2 separate regions of the Homo sapiens genome follow, and region 2 is linked to region 1. The links are chromatin contacts, found by Hi-C or POLR2A ChIA-PET in ENCODE. All regions are on one chromosome and are shown on one strand. Each heading gives the region's core, a stretch centred on a gene start or an enhancer-like site at or near the end of the contact. The rest is flanking DNA. Distances are from core to core; before and after follow the strand shown.

The links. Hi-C counts contacts between places; a loop is a spot of excess contacts on that map. ChIA-PET counts read pairs that join two places held with the same protein, here RNA polymerase II (POLR2A). Pooled maps may share reads with other maps.
Region 2: a loop to region 1 is called in a map of CD4-positive, alpha-beta T cell, with 3 times the contacts of the local background. The contact joins two enhancer-like sites. A Hi-C loop is called at or near these places in 6 of 168 maps with a recorded cell type or tissue (CD4-positive, alpha-beta T cell, CD4-positive, alpha-beta memory T cell, CD8-positive, alpha-beta T cell and 1 more) and 8 of 50 pooled maps. POLR2A ChIA-PET finds 5 or more read pairs at or near these places in 11 of 52 experiments (CD4-positive, alpha-beta T cell, CD4-positive, alpha-beta memory T cell, CD8-positive, alpha-beta memory T cell and 8 more).

The regions. Positions count from the first base shown.
Region 1 is chr5:109,845,883-109,851,856 of GRCh38, reverse strand. MAN2A1 (mannosidase alpha class 2A member 1) reads right to left here. Exons shown (of 22, transcript NM_002372.4): 18 at 5,851-5,974; 19 at 4,067-4,200. Among named protein-coding and RNA genes, the nearest start is that of LINC01848, 34 kb to the left of the region's middle. Within about 2 kb of position 2,201, at least 2 of the 41 ENCODE cell types and tissues checked have a DNase peak (open chromatin) inside an H3K27ac peak, as active enhancers do; they include CD8-positive, alpha-beta T cell, where a contact is called at or near this core.
Region 2 is chr5:109,917,484-109,924,313 of GRCh38, reverse strand. No RefSeq gene overlaps it. Among named protein-coding and RNA genes, the nearest start is that of LINC01848, 38 kb to the right of the region's middle. Within about 2 kb of position 2,438, at least 4 of the 41 ENCODE cell types and tissues checked have a DNase peak (open chromatin) inside an H3K27ac peak, as active enhancers do; they include CD8-positive, alpha-beta T cell, where a contact is called at or near this core.

The sequences.
Region 1 (5,974 bases), core at 952-3,451:
TCTGATCTCTCCCAATTTCTTCTCCTTATATTTAAAGGTACAACAACACAATTTTAACACTTGAACACTTACAGGGTTCCTAGCTCAGTGCCTCATTAACCAACCAGTAGCAGGAAAGGGGTAAGGATAAACCGTCAAAGAAACAAATCCTAAAGCCGTCAATGCCTGTTTTTAGTCCATTTTCTGCTGCCATAACAGAATACCACAGACTGGATAATTTATCTATAAAAGAAGTTTATTCAGCTCACAGTTCTGGAGGCTGGGAATTCCAAGAGCATGGCACTGGCATCTGGTGAGGGCCTTCTTGCTGCATTATCACATGGTGAAAAGGCAAGAGAGTGCAAGAGAGCTCATTTTTATAACAAAGCCACTCCTGCAATAACTAACCCATTCCGATGATAATGGCATTAATTCATTCATGAGGCAGATCCCCCATGACCCAAAAGCCTCCCAAAGGTCCCACTCCCAACATTACCACAATGGTAGCCAAGTTTTCAACACATGAACTTTTGGGGGACACATTCAAACCCTGGCAATGCCAAAGAGATGAATCCTATTTTCCATTTCTATTGGCTTTGAGGATGATTAGCATAAATGATGGTCAACCTCGTGCAGCCACAGTCCTCACTGGACACCTGCACATATTACACAGTGGATATCATCCAAGTCCTTGTTTTTACTGACTCTCTGCAGAATTCTCTGAGGACAGGACTTACTTCCACTTAGTCAGCTCGGGATTATTTCCATGAGGCTCTGTCATGCTCAGGGCTTCCCATTAAAATCTCTTCCTATTCAGGGAGTATCCCCCTACTTCACTTCCCTCCATCATTATTTTAGATATTTGAGTCTGAGTTGAAATTAAGAACTCTTTCTAGAAAATTCAAGTTACATGGTATTAACTTTCATCAATTAAGTGTCTTTTTAATTATTTTCACTAGACATTAAAATGTATTTTCTCTTCTCTAGTTCATTTCTTATTTAAAAGAAACCATTAATTGAAGACCCAGAATCTATACTTGAGTAAAAGAAAAATTTAATCAACATAAAAACATTAAATTAAATTTAAATCAATTACTATCCAAGGAGTTCTGAATGGGAATAAACAAATTATTTCACTTCTAAGTCAAAGCTTTATAGATTTGATGTGAAAATTTTTATTATTGCAGTTAACAGAAGTTTTATAGATTAGTGTCAATATAAAGTCATATAAGCGAGAAACTTTTTCAGGAGGAGCAAAAGACAGTAGCTGTCAGCACTCAGACAATGATTTTCCTATGCAGATTTAGTCCTTAAAACTAAGCTATCTTGTCAGTGATTGATTTAAAATATGAGTCTCAAGAATGGTATGGCTCTTGACATCTAAAGTGGATACTAATTCTTTTTTCTAAAATATTCTAAATACTGGAAGAATTTTTGCTTTAATTAGCTGTTGCTATTTCATTCAATCAACTAGTATTTTGTTTAAAGAATGTCTACCAAATATAAGGACAAATGAAAATGAAGGCAACAAGTCCCTGGAATCTAGTAGGAGGAATGCAACATGCATATGAAGACAAGGTAATAGGCAGAAATTGCAATAAATACAGTGGCAAAATGTACTCTAACAGCTCATTCATCTATGCATTTCGATATTCATTCATATGACATATATTAGGCATGTCCTCTGCCAGGAACAATCCTAGAAGCAAAGAAAGGCACATTCCCCACTCTCATGGAGTTTATGGTCCAAAGGAGGGGAGAAGACAGGATCAAATAATCGCACACTTGCAGGAAGGTGAGATGCACAGTTTGGAGGCAGCATAGGGGAAGGGCTTTTAACCTGGTCCAGAAGCAGCTGATGAAGTAAGCACTAACCGGAACTATCACCAAGAGTCTCTAAGGCAGAGGATAACAGGCCATGTGCAAAAGTGCGGTGGGGAGGAGGGGATGGAAAGTACTTGGGACTTAAAGGAAACCAGTGGGCCTAAAGCAGACACAGTAAAAGGCATGCCAATGCCAATGCCTAGGGGACATGCAGGGCCCATATCATGAGGGGCTCTGGAGGCCGTGGTAAGAAATTTTGACTTTTATACTGATAGCAATGAGAAGATATCAGAGGGTTCAACAGGAAGCAATAAAGTTAGATGTGGCTTTGAAAAAAAACAAAAAAAAAAACCATTCTGCCTTCTGGGTTAAGAACAGACATACGGCAGAAAGAGAACAGGGTGGATGTGTATAGGCTAGACCCAGGAAATACAGGAAGTCACTTTAGATTAGGGTGGTGGAAGTAAAGAAGATTATAAATTTGAAATATTCAGGCAATGAGATAGATAGGTGATGGCAATTACTCTGTGAGAAAAGGCTGATGGGGAGAAGTGTCTATCAGGCAGAACTCATGTCTGTCTTGGAGTTGTATGGATGGCGGTGGCTGTTGACTGGGGGGAACACTGAAAATGGGCCAGGTTTGGGAGAGAAGAGAGATTATGAGTGTTTTGGATATGTCAAACTTGAGGTGTCCTTCTAAACAGAGAATATCAGGAAGCAATTAGATAGATAAATCAGGAGGTCAGACACAAGCCTAAGTTGGAGATATGTATTAGTGGCTTCTACCTGTGTGGAAGATGCAAACAAAACCAGAGGAGTAGAAGAGATTGCCAAGGGATAGCATAAAAAATAAGAAAAGGAGAAGGCCAGGGGACATGCTTTGAGAGCTCTAAGATTTAATGGCTGAGTAGAGAACTATTAGAGAGATAAAGAACTGCCAGACAGGTAGGAGGAAAACCAAACTGCATAGCTCCATAGAAGCCCTGGCAAGGCAGTATTTTAGAGAGTGACAATGGCCAGTGCCAAATACTGCTGAAAGGTGAAGTAAGATGACGAAAGTCAATATGCACTGGATCTACTGACATCGGAAAGAGCTCTTTCAGAATATGATGGAGGCTAAAGCCAGACTGAAACAAATGGATTGTGAGAAGGAAGTGATGAAATAAACTCATCTCATAAACTCTGACTCAATTGGGTAGGAGAGAAGAGGATAGCAGCTTACAGGAAATGGAAATAAGAGTCTGAAGGAAGGCTGTATTCCATTTCTACTTTTAATAGAAGAAAACAGAGTGTTCAAAAGCTAACAGAAAGAATCTCCCAGGAAGTGTTGGATATGAGGAGCAAGGGAGAAAGAGAGAGGGAGAGAATGAACAGTAAAAGGATGCTGAGGTGGGTGAAGAGAGTAAGTTCCAAGGACAAGTGGTGGGACCTGCCTAGGATGATGGACTGTAAAGTGTCTTTTAAATGTAACAGGAGGAGAGATGGGAAGGGTGGGAGTAGATGTTAGATAACTGGAACAGAGAGCCCTGTCTAATGGCTGTTCTCTCTATAAAGTGAAAGGTACGATCACTGGCTGAAAAGAGCAGAAAGGACTTGCAATGGTCAGGTGCAGAAAGGAGAATAGAGCAAAAAGAAAAAGCCCATGCTCAGGGCTATCCAAGGTGGGTGGATCAATAACTTACGGAGAACTCTGAAGATAACTTTGCCTGAACAAGCATATCGTCAGGTCATTCAGGTCCAGCTGGGCTTTTGCCAGACCATTCAACACAGAGTACTAGATTTTTGCTTTGAGGAGTAAACCTCATAGAAAACCTACATATAAATACATTTTCAACTGAAGAGTCTAAGACTAGAATAAGTACACTAAGATTTCAAATAAATTTTACTAAGATTTCAAATAAAGTTTACCAAATTTAATCTCCTAAGTATATGACTAAGTTCTATTCTTTAACTTTTATTTAGCTCAATTTTTCAATTCTTATGTCTTTCAAAATAATTTCAGGAATATTTACCCAAAGTGATTTCCTGTCATTATTTTTTATCTACATAATAAGCAAACATAAAAAATAAAAAGACCTAAGTGCAAATCTTACACGATATTTATAACTGAAGTTCTCTTTCTGTGAATGTGGGCCACATCTACTATAAAGAAATCTCAATATTGGAAATGATTTTTAAAATTTTAAAAGTGGAAAGTCATAATTTCAAGTTTTGGGTGACAAAGAACAATCAATATCAGATCATGCTAGTTATTTTTTCATACCGTATTAACAGCACTTCTTTTTTCTAGTAGTATTCGAAATAGATTAGCTGTAATCTTGTTATCCTGGATACCTTGCTCAAGGCCACGATTATCATCTTGCATGAGTCTTCGATCCATGATAACTTCAATCTGACCTAACACACAAACAAACAAACAAGCAAAACTGACCAGAATAATTTAATACTGACATTCATTGAGCATCACTTAAGTAGCAGTCATGATGTATTGCTCTAAATTTCCTCTCTAGTCAAGGAGGTGGATTTATACAACCCACTACACCATGGGCTTTCTCTTGATAGTAGCTCAAAGTAGCTACTACAAATTCATAAAACAGGATAGTATTTCTGTGTTTCTTTAGTAATGTTTCACAATATCTGATAAGAAATTTAAAAGTGAGACAGGACAGATCAAAATTTAAATGAAACTTTTTTTCCAAAACATTAACCTAAAGAGTAAATTAAGTTCTCCGAAACTTTTAGTAGCACCATTTGGAATCAAAAATGCTTATGAGGTTTATTAGGAAATGTACATCACATTTCCAGGAAGTGAGATAATGCTGCTTTGTTAACCACGGCTTGAGTCTTACTGTCTAGTCCTCTATTTAGGGCACAGCTTTGAGAATTTAAGGCAGTGTTTAAAAATGAGTGGCTCAAGAGTCATGTACGGCACAAAGATGTTTTATGTTTTCTCAACATAGTGTTTTTTAAAAAATTGTATCAATATTTTACAGATTGAACAACTTCACGTAAAATTCCAGACTTCTGGACTCTTCTTCAAAAAAAAATTGAATTTAGCAACACTGGGCCCCTAACCACACAGCAACAATGCTGCCCCACTGCACATCGGGAACATGCTCTTCAGTTTGCTCAAGTCTCTAACCCTCCCTACTGGATCCCTGATGTGGAACCATTACTACTTTCAAAATCGAATTCATGTCTTTATGGCATGAGTTTATATGATCTTATCTAATGAAGGCCACAAAGAAAAATGAGAAGTAGCAGTTTTTGTGTGTGTGTGTAAGATACAGAATGCATGTATACGCCTCATGTAAAAAGTGGGCTTGTGTCAAAGGACACACCAGGAATCTGCACTCAGTTATTATCTGGCTCCTTCAGATATGTATCTCTACCAACTCTTAGAATGTAAGAAGACCAATGATACCATGTATGATAACCAATTAAAAATATGTATTATAAAGGATCAAAGCCTCTCAATAGAAAGACTTGCAAAAATTAATCAGTGTCTATTGACTATTTTCTCTCACTTTCTGCGCATCACTTTCTCTCTTTTGGAATCCTCAAAGCCACACCTCTTTATCCCCATATCTCTATCATTTCTACTCCCTTCCTTCTTTCAGGTGGTAGCAGAATAGAAAGACCATGATTCAGAAAAGGACCTAAGTTTGAACCACAACTTCCCAACTTTGCAAACGTAGGCAACTTATCTAAACCTCTGAATCTGAGTTTCCACATCCGTTAAATCATAATGATGATGGAGACCTCTGCAAAATACATACTATTAGGAGAAGCAAATTATCTTTAAAAAGAAATCTTGACATGGAATTTTAGGTCTCCTGTTCTTCATCTGAAGATTTAGGAGATTCATCTTTTTATGTTGTTCTCACAAAACCCAAACTTAACTAATAGTCTGGTTGTTGAAAGAAAAAAGCTGAAAAGAAGACAGGGAGGTTTTAACTAGAGATTATACCACATCTGACCAACAGAAAAAGTATACAGTTGGAATTGAAACCTTTCAGAGTGGAAAAGAGTGTAAGCAATACATACCACTATTCAAACTCGAAACCCCTAATGACTGAGCAGAGAGCAGTGTCAAACGATGTTTGGCATCCTGGATATAGGCCATTGTGGTCATGGGATAGACATTTGCTTGAAGAGGCAATTTGCTCAG
Region 2 (6,830 bases), core at 1,189-3,688, 72 kb before region 1:
AAGCCTTCAACAAAAGAAATTTCTAGATAACAGATGGGCCCAAATTTCTTCTATCTAGAAATCTATCCTTCTATCTGATGTGATAGGCACTTTAAGGGGTCTCTACCCAACCATAAGACCACACATGCATGCTTCACACATACACATGTGTGAGCATGTACCTGCACACATATGCCTCTCTGAGCTCTAGTACATGTGGGTCCAGGCAGCCATATTAATTGTCTATGTGAACATTTTGTGAGCTTTCTATCCATACCATGCCACCCCAGGACCATAGTCTTGGAATTGTTCTGGACAGCCTGTATACCATTAAGGCATATACTGTGATCAGAAATCAGGCAATCACATCCCTCCCTCAGAACCCTTTTAACCTTCTCTGACTTAATCTAAACTAATCAGATTTTTTTCTGTGAATTTGGAGTTGGCACTGATAGGAACAGCTCTACTGTTTGCCTGAGTTGAGGGCTTTGTAAAATTGCCAGATAAGAGGCAGCCGTCTTCTGCCATGTGCTTGAAGAAATAGCAAAAGTTGGTGTAATAAGAGAAAAATAAAGCAGATACACAGTGACGAGTGGAGAGCAAGAGCCTCAAAAGTCAGAGACAGACACACACATAAAGACAGAGAGACAGAGACAGAGGGAGAGAGAGGAATTGTGTTACTTTCTGAACACTTTAAGATGCTGGTCCCAAACCTAGACATGTCTTCCCCTGGTGTTTCATGAGATAGATAGCCTATTTTCTTAGTGTCAGTCCTCCATTCTGCTTGAATTAGCAGTAAAAGAGCTTTGGGGACAATCCCTAGCCAGGTGAGGGCTAGGCCCATCTAGGCTTCAGGGACAGATTTCCAGCAAAGCCACGCAGCAGTTCTTCCCCACCACTGAGCAAAGGAGCCTTTGTTAGGCTAGGGTGCACCACCTGTGCACTGTCTGCCTGTCCTTTGTCAGAACCAGCCCCTCCTGCTAGCTTTTTAACATCTCTGTCCTTGCCAAAAACATTCAGAGTTGGAAGACAAAGGCATCAAGGATGCAGAAGAGAGGCCCTGGCAAAAGTGAGAGCAAAACCAAGGATTGCTGTGGACAAAGATAGCAAGGACAAGTCACTTCAGTGGGCTGTCATTCACAACCGAAAGCCACAGGCTGGAGTGCCTGTGGTGGCTGGAATACAATGTTCTACCATAAGGAAAATGAGGTGGGTAACTCCTTTCATTTCCACCATAGTGAAGGTCTATTCTTTCCTTCAAAAATATTTAATATACTATTCCAATTGTATTAAAAATGCAATACCAGCCAGATATGGTTGCTCCCACCTGTAATCCCAGCACTTTGGGAGGCCAAGGCAGGAGGATCACTTGAGTCAGAAGTTCAGGACCAGGCTGGGCAACATAGGGAGACTCCATCTCTACCAAAAAAAAAAAAAAAAAGTTGAGTGTGGTGGCACACACCTGTAGTCCCTGCTACCCATGATGCTGAGTCAGAAGGATTGCTTGAATCCAGGAGGCAGAGGCTGCAGTGAGCTGATTGCACCACTGTACTCCAGCCTGAGAGGCAGAGCAAGACCTCATTAAAAAACAAAAAAAATCAAGCAATACCCAACGTGGTCAAGTTCTGTCTCTTCTTGGCTCTAACACACGTCCTAGGTATCTGATCGCAGGATAGAAATCAGTACAGAAAGTATTTCACACCCTGCCCCACCCCCAAACAAAGCCAAAGCAGGTCTGTCTACAGCTTACTCCATGGCACTGCATCATTCTTCACCCCACAGCCTCCCCCCAGCCCCCACACCTTTCCTCCACCGTGCTCCCTGGATAAGCATCCCACTCATGCTTTAGACTGCCCAGAGGGAGTAATTTGGCACCACACGGGACACCTTATTCTTGGAGTGCTAAACAGAAGTTAAGACTCGTGACTCTTCTCAGCTCTAATCACACACTAATTTCTCTGATAAAGCCACTTCAGATTTCTGTTCAGCCCAGACCCTTGGCATCAGGCCTTGGAGCTGTTCTGGGCCAGGCTGCTGGACATACCATGTGATCTGAGCTCAAGCAGTCACCACATACCTCCCCCATCAAACCTTCTAACCTGCTTTGTTTTGATTATTTTAAAATCCTGCCAAACCTATTAGGGCTAATGCTCCGCTGAAAGCAGCCACGACCTCCTGTCAGCACTTGGCACTGCAGGGCCATCCGTGACAAGGGGGGAGCTCACAGTCCTCTCTGTAGGAGGCTAGCACCCTCTGCTTCCAAAGAGGGAGGGAGTGACTGCAGAAAAGGCACCTGCCACCTAAACCTCAGAAGTCAACGGCTCCCCTGCCCCTGCAGCTAAGGCCTCAGTTCTTTGAAGCATATGAGCAGCTGCAGAAGCAATGGTGGCCTCAAAAAGTCCCATCAGCAGCTCTCAGAGTTTGTCTTCAAAACAAAAGTGCACCTGTGTTTTGGCAAGCTTCAAAGGGGTTATGAGTTGTGAGCAAATGCAATGTGGTTGAGTGAGAAGTGCTTTGAGCCTATGACTGCACAGACACACCACAGCATCTGGCACCATGGCTGCTCTGTGACCTTGAGGAATCACTCTCTGGACCTTCGGCATAGAAGAGATTCACACCTGATCAGATTCACCCCTGAGCTTCAGGACCTGGGTTAACAGTTAAAGACCTTCCCAGCTTGTCCTTCCATGCCTCAGGTTTGTACTGCTTTCTTTAGCATCTAATAAACAGTTCCTGTCCCTTCCCCTTTGGTCTTGGCTCCTAGAATGCCCTTCCATCTCCCTACTCAAATCCAGCACATTCTCTAAGACTCAGCTTAAGTTACTTTTTCTTGAAGGCTTTCTTGGCTCCCACAGCCCTCAAGGCTCCTCCTACTATCCCATCAGGCAATTGCACACAATTATGCAGCCATTATAGACTCCTTTATGTTGTTCTCGATTATTATGTCTGTGTTAATATTGCATCCTTCAATATCCTAAACTCCTCAAGGATAGGGTCCAAATCATTTTAGCACACTCCTGGATTGTGTGCTAAGATTAAAAAGAAAAAAATAATAAAATGGCAACATCCCAGGGCATGATTATTCTGCCACCCTTCCCCAGTAGTCACACTCTTAGTCAGGAGAACACAGCACTCTGTCATTTTCTAAAGGTCAGAAAAAGGTGATCGCGGTCAGCCAGTAAAAGTCGGGTGAGCCACGTCCATCTGGGTGTCCCTGCTGTCTATTTCTAAGTAATCCTCTGCTTAGGGGGCAGTCAGTGATGCCAACAGTGGGGGCTTTCAATCCATAATTACAACGTCTTTCCTTCAGCCCAAAATGTGGAACAGCTCCTGATTCCTCCCTTGGCAGCCAAAAGGCTGATCTAGCCCCAACCAACTGCAAGAGGTAATGGCAGGACCACGAACCTCCTGCAGCTGCAGGGATGAGCCATGGGAGGCTGATAACCACGAGAAATGACCACAAGGACTCTATGGGTGTCCTTGGAGGCAAGGACTGGTTGAGAGAAGAGTTGGGGAAAGTAGAAATGAGGCTTTGCAATGAAACTCTGAATAAAGCTAGCTCTATGGGCCTTTGCAGGTAAAAGCCCTAAATGACGGAAAGGTAGCAATCCCCATCCCCAACACTACTCTCCATATCCATGCAGGCACAACCTTCCACATGCCCCAGGAGCCCGGCAGCTTTTGAGGACCCTGCTCACTCTCAGTGGTAGAGGAGGAAGAGAAAGAGAGAAAATCCATTCAAAGCCAGGACCTAGCAGAGTCCAAATAAGAGGATATTTAAAAATAAATAAATAGCTCAATTCACTTTACAAAAGAAGACATAGAGGTGGCCAACTAGCATATGAAAAAATGTTCAACACCACCAATCATTAGAGAAATGCAAATCAAAACCACAATCAGATACCATCTCACACCAGTCAGAATGGCTATTATTAAAAGGTCAAAAAAGAACAGATAGTGGCAAGATTGCAGAGAAAAGGGAATGTCTATACGTTGCTGGTGACAAAGTAATTAGTTCAGCCATTGTGGAAAGCAGTGTGATGATTTCTCAAAGAACTTAAAACAGAATTACCATTTGGCTCAGCAATCCCATTATTGGATATATATCCAAAGGAATATAAATCATTCTACTATAAAGACGCGTGCACATATATGTTTATCACAGCACTATTTACTGTAGCAAAAACATGAAATCAACCTAAATGCCCATCAATGGTAGAATGGGTAAAGTAAATGTGGTACATATGCACCATAGAATACTACACAGCCATAAAAAGAATCAGATTATGTCCTTTGTAGCAACAAGAATGGAGCTGGAGGCCATTATCCTCAGCAAATTAATGCAGGAACAGAAAACCAAATGCCACATGTTCTCACTTATAAGTGAGAGCTAAACACTGAGTACATATGAATGCAAAGAAGAGGACAACAGACACTGGGGCCTACATAAGGGTGGAAGGTGTGAGAATGGAGTGGATCAAAAAACTACCAATTGGATACTATGCTTATTAGCTAGATGATGAAATAATTTGTACCCCAAACCCCCGTGACATGCAATTTACCTGTATGACAAACTTGCACCTGTACCTCTGAACCTACAATAAAAGTTTATTTAACAAGTCAATTTAAAAGGATCTAGAGACTTGGTCATTGGCTAATTTCATTGCACCGGATCCATCACAGACAATAGATATTTGGGCTCAAATGTTTCTAGACTGGAGCACGGGATGAGGGAAATATTGTATCTTTTGTTTTGTCCTAAGGAGGAGAAACAAATTCCCAGGGTGTATTAGTCCATTTTCATACCCCCATAAAGAATTGCCCAAGACTGGGTAATTTATAACGGAAAGAGGTTTAATTGACTCACAGTTCAGCATGGCTGGGGAGGCTTCAGGAAACTTACAATCATGGCGGAAGGTGAAGGGGAAGCAAGGCACCTTCTTCACAAGGTGACAGGAAGGAGAAGTGCTGAGCTAAGGGGGAAAACCTCCCATCTCAGGAGAACCATCAGATCTTGGGAGAACTTACTTACCATCCTAAGAACAGCATGAGGGAAACCACTCCCATGATTTAGTTACCTCCACCTGGTCTCTCTCTTGACACATGGGGACCAAGGGATTATGGAGATTACTATTTAAGATGAGATTTAGGTGGGGACACAAGCCTAACCATATCATTCTCCCTCCAGCCCCTCCCAAATTTCATGTCCCTTTCACATTTCAAAACCAATCATGCCTTCCAAACAGTCCCCCAAATTCTTAATTCATTCCAGTATTAACCCAAAAGTCCACGTCTAAAGTCTCAACTGAGACAAGGCATGTACCTTCCACCTAGGATTCTGTAAATCAAAATCAAGTTATTTGCTTCCTGGATAAAATGGGGGTAAAGGCACTGGGTAAATATACCCATTCCAAATGGGAGAAATTGACCAAAACAAAGAGGCCATAAGCCCCATACAAGTCCTAAATCCAATGGGAGAGTCAAATCTTAAAGCTCTGAAACGATCTCCTTTGACTCCATGTCTCACATCCATGTCATGCTAATCTAAGAGGTAGGTTCCCATGGCCTCAGGCAGCTCTGCCCCTGTGGCTTTGCAGTGTATAGCCCCCTCCTGGCTGCTGTCTCAGGTTGGCATTGAGTGTCTGCAGCTTTTCCAGGTGCATGGTGCAAGCTGTCAGTCGATCTACCATTCCAGGGTCTGGAGGACAAGGGCCCTTTTCTCACAGCTCCACTAGGCAGTGCCCCAGTAGGGACTCTGAACAGAGGCTCTGACCCCACACTTTACTTCCACACTACCCTAGGAGAGGTTCTCCATGAGGGTTCCACCCCTGTAGTAAACTTCTGCCTGCACATCCAGGTGTTTCCATATATCCTCTGAAATATAGGCAGAGGTTCTCAAACCTCAGTTCTTGACTTCAGTGCACCAGCAGGCTCAACACCATGTGTAAGCCACAGGCTTGGAGCTTGTACCCTCCAAAGCAATGGCCTGACCTGTAAGTTAGCCCCTTTTAGCCATAGCTGGGATGCAAAGCACCAAGTCCCAAGATTACACAAAGCAGCAAGGCCCAGGAACAAGGCCTCTGGGCCTGTGACGGGAGGGGCTGCTGCAAAGGTCTCTGACATGCCCTGGAAACATTTCCCCCATGTCTTGGCAATTAACATTTGGCTCCTCGTTACTTAAGCAAATATCTGCAGCTGGTTTGAATTTCGCCTCAGAAAATGAGATTTTCTTTTCTATTGCATCATCAGGCTGCAAATTTTCCAGACTTTTAAACATAACTTCCAATTCCAAACCGTCTCTTTGTGAATGCATAAAACTGAATACTTTTGAAAACATCCAGGTCACCTTTTGAACATTTTGCTGCTTAGAAATTTCTTCTGCCAAATACCCTAAGTCTCAAGTTCAAAGTTCCACAGGTCTCTAGGATAGGGGCAAAATGCTGCCAGTCTCTTTGCTAAAGTATAGCAAGAGTGACCTTTTCTCCAGTTCCCAGTAATTTTCTCATCTTTATTTGAGACCACTTTAGCCTGGGCTTCATTGTTGATATCACTATCAGCATTTTGGCCCAAACCATTCAACAAGTCTCTAAGAAGTTCCAAACTCTCCCACATCTTCCTGTCTTTTTCTGAGCCCTCCAAACTGTTGCAATCTCTGCCTGTTACCCAGTTCCAAAGTCGCTTTCAAATTTTCAGGTACCTTTATAGCAGCACCACACTCTCTGTGGTACCAATTTACTGTATTAGTCAATTTTCATACTGCTATTAAGAATGGCCCAAGACTGGGTAATTTATAAAGGAGAGAGGTTAAATTGACTCACAGTTCAGCATGGCTGAGGAGGCCTCGGGAAACA